Linked DNA regions of Homo sapiens: region 1 is linked to region 2. The links are chromatin loops, found by intact Hi-C in ENCODE. Cell type or tissue: K562. All regions are shown on one strand. Each heading gives the region's core, and the rest is flanking DNA. Links, peaks and the distances in the headings are about the cores only.

The links. Peaks named below come from ENCODE experiments on the same cell type or tissue, not always from the same donor. Only the 100,000 strongest peaks of a DNase experiment are listed, where the experiment ranks them.
Region 1: it touches region 2 in a loop (9-fold over the local background); 22 of 110 quality-filtered maps call a loop at or near these places.

The regions. Positions count from the first base shown.
Region 1 is chr16:84,969,260-84,972,148 of GRCh38, forward strand. No RefSeq gene overlaps it. Among named protein-coding and RNA genes, the nearest start is that of ZDHHC7, 41 kb to the right of the region's middle. In K562, for the core only: a CTCF peak has its summit at 1,459 (motif pointing left); a DNase peak (open chromatin) is centred at 1,462; H3K27me3 peaks cover 513 bases.
Region 2 is chr16:84,510,235-84,513,105 of GRCh38, forward strand. It overlaps LOC124903735 (a long non-coding RNA gene), which reads left to right and starts at 509. Exons shown (of 2, transcript XR_007065148.1): 1 at 509-1,488. RefSeq lists enhancers at 1-63, 1,012-1,061, 1,152-1,211, 1,492-1,621. In K562, for the core only: a CTCF peak has its summit at 1,285 (motif pointing right); DNase peaks (open chromatin) are centred at 1,267 and 1,485.

The DNA.
Region 1 (2,889 bases), core at 390-2,889, 460 kb after region 2:
TTGTTGTCATTTTACATACAAGGAAACTGAGATGCAGAGGCAGGAGGTGACCCACTCCGGGCCTCGCAGCTGACGAGGCTGGTGCTGGGATCCTGAATAGCCGGCAGATGACCAGATTTGGTGGTTTCTGGTTGCATTGAGCTTGAAAAGCCTGTTCCCCTCCACCCAGGGAATCCCCTACTCTTTCCAATGCTGGGTGCGAAAGCTGTGATTTTCAACTTGGAGCATGTTGCTAAAATACAGATCACTGGGTGGACATCAGAGTTTCTGACTGGGGAGGTCTGGGGTGGGGCTGAGAATTTCCATTTCTAACAAGTTCCTAGTGATGCCGGTGTTCCCGGTCCGGGGAGGGGAATGCACTTTGAAAACCACTGTCCTAAATAAAACAAGTTCATTCATATTAAGGTTTGGGGGACTGAGAACAGCTTCAGTATGAGCCTTCCCCCAGTTAGATGTGATGCTGTAGTGGGGAAGTTACAGGCTGAGGGTGGGAAAGGAAGGGACATGTTTTGTTTTGTTTTGAGACAGAGTCTCACTCTGTCGCCCAGGCTGGAGTGCAGTGGGGTGATAGCTCACTGCAACCTTTGCGTCCTGGGTTCAAGCAATTCTCCTGCCTCAGCCTCCAGAGTAGCTGGGATTACAGGCGTGCACTACCATGCCTGCCTCATTTTTGCATTTTTAGTAGGAACGGGGTTTCCCCATGTTGGTCAGGCTAGTCTCGAACTCCTTACCTCAGGTGATCCGTCCGCCTCAGCCTCCCAAAGTGCTGGGATTACAGGCATGAGCCACTGTGCAGAAGGGACATGTTGAGGGAGGGAAACTGCAAAAAACCCAGCCCTTTCCTGCCCCAGGGCCTTTGCACATCTGGTAACCGCAGCTGCAACCCCTCACCTCCCTCCAGGGCCCTTTCCTGACAACTCATCCTCCACAATATCCACCCTGATAGGGGATATCTCCTTTTCTCAATGCTGATAGCAGAAATCACAGTCTACAAATTGCATATTTAATTTCTTGTATTAGTGTCTTTTTTTCTTGAGTCTCACTCTGTTCACCCAGGCTGGAGAGCGGTGGCACGATCTTGTCTCACTGCAACCTCCGCCTCCCGGGTTCAAGTGATTCCCCTGCCTCAGCCTCCCGAGTATCTGGAATTAAAAACGTGAGTCACCATGTCCCTCTCATTTTTTTGTTTTTAGTAGAGACGGGGTTTTGCCATGTTGGCCAGGCTGGTCTCAAACTCCTGACCTCAAGTAATCCACCTGCCTTGGATTCCCAAAGTGCTGGGAGCACAGGTGTGAGCCACTGCACCCAGCTAATTAGAGTCTACTGAGGGCAGACGCCTTGCTGGCACACGGTAGGTGCTCTGTAAATATCTGTGGACCTACTGAGCAGATGGGCCAGCGATGGGTGAACTTCCCGCGGCCTGAGCAGTGTGTGGGTATTTGCTGTCTCGTGGCGCCCCCTGGTGGCCGTCATGCAGCACACGCTGAGGGGCCAACCCGTTTTCTCCCTGCAGGATAAGTCCCTCACCTGGCACCCACTTCCCATGTGGCCACCATCGGTGACGTGGGCAGATCCACAAAGTGGCAGCTTTTGGCCCCCATGGAGTTCTGTGCTTCTGGATGATCAGGTGAGTTGGAGGAAAGTCCCTGTTAGAGTTTCTCACATCATTAGTAATGGCACCATGATTAAAGAGCTAGTGCTGATCATGTTAAACATAATACGATCCTTGTTTGCTGCCTATGGGCCCCGAGCAACCTCTCTCAGCCTCAGTTTTTCCCCATCTATGAGATGGTGATGATTGCAAGAGTTAAGGGAAACGGTGCGTGTTAAATCAGCACAGGACAGGCAGGTTTTCCATAAAGAAGCGCTGTCGTATTTGGGGGAAATTTTCTCCTGAGCATGGGCTGATGACACCGTGAGAGGTCAGCCCTGTTACTCACCCAGCTGGGCATGTCAGAAAGCTTCTTGGCCTCCATTTCCCCACCTGTGAAATGACCACCTTGGCCACACTGCCTCCCAGGGATGTGGGGGGAGCACCAAGGAACACCAGAGCTTGACAGCTGGTTCCCAGATACGAAGGATGGGGAAAGAATTTTCTGTAGGAGGAGGTCAGACTCCTAGGTACCACCCCCCAGACCCCAAAGGAGAGGGGCAGCTATTCCTGGAAGATCACGGGGTCAAGGACAGCAGGCACTACTCGGGGCAGAAAAGGAGAGAGGAGCTGGTCTATTTACTGCCCAGCGAAGCTTCTGGGCCCTTCTCTACCGAGTCCCAGCAGCCAGTCTTCCAGTCAGGAGATGGGGGCCGCCTCATGGAAAAGCTGGCTCCCTACACAGCCCTGCCAGGCAGTGGGCTGGTGTCTCACGCAGAACATGGAGGAGGGCTTCTAATAGGAAAGCCAGAGAGCACGCAGAGGAGAGAATGCGGAGTGGGGAGCCTGGGAGTACACCACCCAGGAAGCCAGGGGAAATGCAGAACGAAACCCCAGTATCCTTAGAGACAGGGAACAGCAGGGCATCCGCAGAAGACACTCTGGCTGATGTTTCCTCAAAAACACAAAGGAAAATAAAAAGCTTCTGGAAATTAAATCTACCATAGCCTGAATTTTAAAAAACATCCAGAAGAGCTAGAAGACAAAGCGTGGCGTGGTGGCTCACACCTGTCATCCCACCACTCTGGGAAGCCGAGGTGGGCGGATCACTTGAGGTCAGGACTTCAAGACCAGCCTGGCCAACATGGTGAAACCCCGTCTCTACTAAAAATACAAAAATTAGCTCGGCGTGGTGGCACACGCCTGTAATCCCAGCTACTCAGGAGGCTGAGGCAGGAGAATCACTTGAACCTGCAAGGCCAGAGGTTGCAGTGAGCGGAGATCGTGCCACTGCACTC
Region 2 (2,871 bases), core at 1-2,500:
GGTGAAACCCTGTCTCTACTAAAAAACAAAAATTAGCCAGGGGCGGTGATGCACTCCTGTAATCCCAGCTACTCAGGAGGCTGAAAAAGGAGAATTGCTTGAACCCGGGAGGCAGAGTTTGCAGTGGGCCAAAATCACGCCACTGCACTCCAGCCTGAGTGACAGAGCCAGACTCCAACTCAAAAAAAAAAAAAAAAAAAATAGAGGATAGTGGCCAGGTGCAGTGGCTCCCAATGCTTTGGGAGACCAAGGCAGGAGGATTGCTTTAGTCCAGAAGTTCAAGACCAGTCTGGAGAACATATTGAGACCTTGTATCTTAGACAAAAATTAGCCTGGCATGGTGGTGCATGAATTTTAAATTCATGAATAGCCTGTGGCCCCAGCTACTTGGGAGGCTAAGATAGGAGGATCACTTGAGCCTACGAGGTCAAGGCTGCAGTGAGCTATGATCGTACCACTGTACTCCAGCCTCGGCAACAGAGTGAGATCCTGTCAAAAAAAAAAAAAAAAAAGCCCAGCTAAGTTTGAGTTTCAAATACTTTTTTTTTAGTAGAAAAAGACCCCAATATTGCATGAGATGTAATTATACTAAAAAAGTGTTCACTCTTTATCTGAAATGCAAACTTAGCTTGGCATCCTGTTATCTGGCAATCCTCATCAAAAACAGCAGCTACATGGAAGGAGGGTAGCAGGGAAGAGAAAAACCACAGTCCCTGCTGCCCCAGTAGGCTCTTGGGGGCATGGGGGAAAGCTAATGGTAAGTCAGCATCCACATTTTACTACCTGGGACCGAACATTTTAAATTCATGAATAGAGACTGCTTTTGATCTAAAGTGGTACCAGGAACTAATTCCCTAGGAATAGTCAAAAAAAAAAAAAAAAAATCACGGGAAAGGTCTGGGCTTTTCATAGCGTAGAAAGAAGGGACAAGAGGGCAGCCCTCTTCCCGCGTTCCCACTGAGCAGGTTTGAGGGGCAGCAGGAAACAAGGCTGACTGCATTGTGGCACCCCTCCAGGCTGCCTTGGACGAGTTAAGATGGGATCCGTCAGCTTGGTCCCTAACCCCAGGTAAAGATGGAACAGATGCTGGCTGTGACCAGGAGTCCTGAATTTGCCTTGCACCATTTCCCTCCACCGGACTGGGAGCCACTGCGGGGCAGGAAGCTGCCTTTTCCATTTCCCAAGACCGGAATCAATCACAGCGGCTCATCGCATCATGCATCCTCTGCAATGGTTCCTTCCTTTCCAGGGAGGTTGGTCACGGCCAATGCTGTCCTGTGTCCACCAGGTGGCGCTCGCGATCACCGCAAAACACATGGCTACCGTGATGGTTTTTAAATAAGAAATCTTACAATGGTTTTAGACATAAAGGACTGTTGAGAATATGATAGAGAGTTCGTGTGCGACCCGCACCCTGTTCCACTGCGCCTTAACATCTGACATGACTCTGGTCCATCTGTCACCATGAAGGAGCCAATTCATATATGAGTAAGTCACCTGCATTTTATTCACTCTTCCTTCGTGTTTGCCTAATGTCCTTTTCTACCCCAGGTCCCACGAGACATTTAGCCATCAGGTGTCCCCAGGCTGCTCCTGGCTCTCGCGGTTGCTCAGACTCTTTGTTTCTGATGCTCTTGACAATTTGAGGAGTCCTGGTCAGGGATTCAGTCAAGTGTCCCCCACTATTGTGATTTAGCTGATGGTCTCCTCGTGATTGGACGGGGGTATGGGTCTGGGAGACAGACCCCAGAGGTGAAGTGGCCCTTCTCGTCACATCGTTTCAAGGGCCAGAACTATCAGTGTGGCTCACGGCCGTCGATGTCGCCCTTGAGTACCTGGCTGAGGTGGCACCTGTCCGCCTCTCCTGCTATGAGGCTGCCCTTCCACTCCCCTTCTATTCTGTACTCTTGGATCATTTTTTGGCTTTTGGAAACCATTTCCTGAACGCTTGGCCATTGGAGCACTGAGTTCGGTTAGGACAGTGGAGGTAGGGGTGAGAATTGGGGGACAGGGTGCTGGTCACATGGTGTGAGAACAAAGTGGAAACTTACAACCAGGGGGAAGGGCCCAGCGGTTTTCAAAGTTAGGGCACCCAATAGTAACTTAGGGTTCTTGCCTCTTCCCACCTCTGAATTACCCAGGTAAAACTTAAGTCAGGATCCTTTCAGAGGTGATAGGAAATGTGATCTGAGAGGCCAAAATAGATGCCCCTGTATCAGCTAAGATGGACCATAAGGTTAAGGAAACAAAGTTACCTGTGGTTCCAGTGTTCAAGGTTCAGGGCCCAGCTGGCATGGGAAATTAATTAATTTTTTTCTTTTTTGAGACAGAGTCTCACTGTCATCCAGGCTGGAGTACAATGGCGTGCTCTCGGCTCACTGCAACCTCCGCCTCCCAGGTTCAAGCAATTCTCCCACCTCAAACTCCTGAGTAGCTGGGATTATAGGCATGCGCCACCACACCCAGCTAATTTTTGTATTTGTGGTAGAGACGGGGTTTCACAATGTTGGCCAGGCTGGTCTCAAACTCCTGACCTCGTGATCAGCCCGCCTCAGCCTCCCAAAGTCCTGGGTTTACAGGTGTGAGCCACCACACCTGGCCCAATTTATTTATTTGACACCCCGGCTGGAGTGCAGTGGCGCGATCTTGGCTCAGTGCAACCTCTGCCTCCTGGGCTGAAGCGATTCTCCCACCTCAGCCTCCCAAGAATCTGGGATTACAGGCATGTGCCACCATACCTGGCTAATTTTTATATTTTTTGTACAGACAGGGTTTCATCATGTTGCCCAGGCTAGTCTCGAACTCCTGACCTCACGTGATCTGCCCACCTCAGCTTCCCAAAGTGCTGGTATTACAGGCATGAGCCACTGC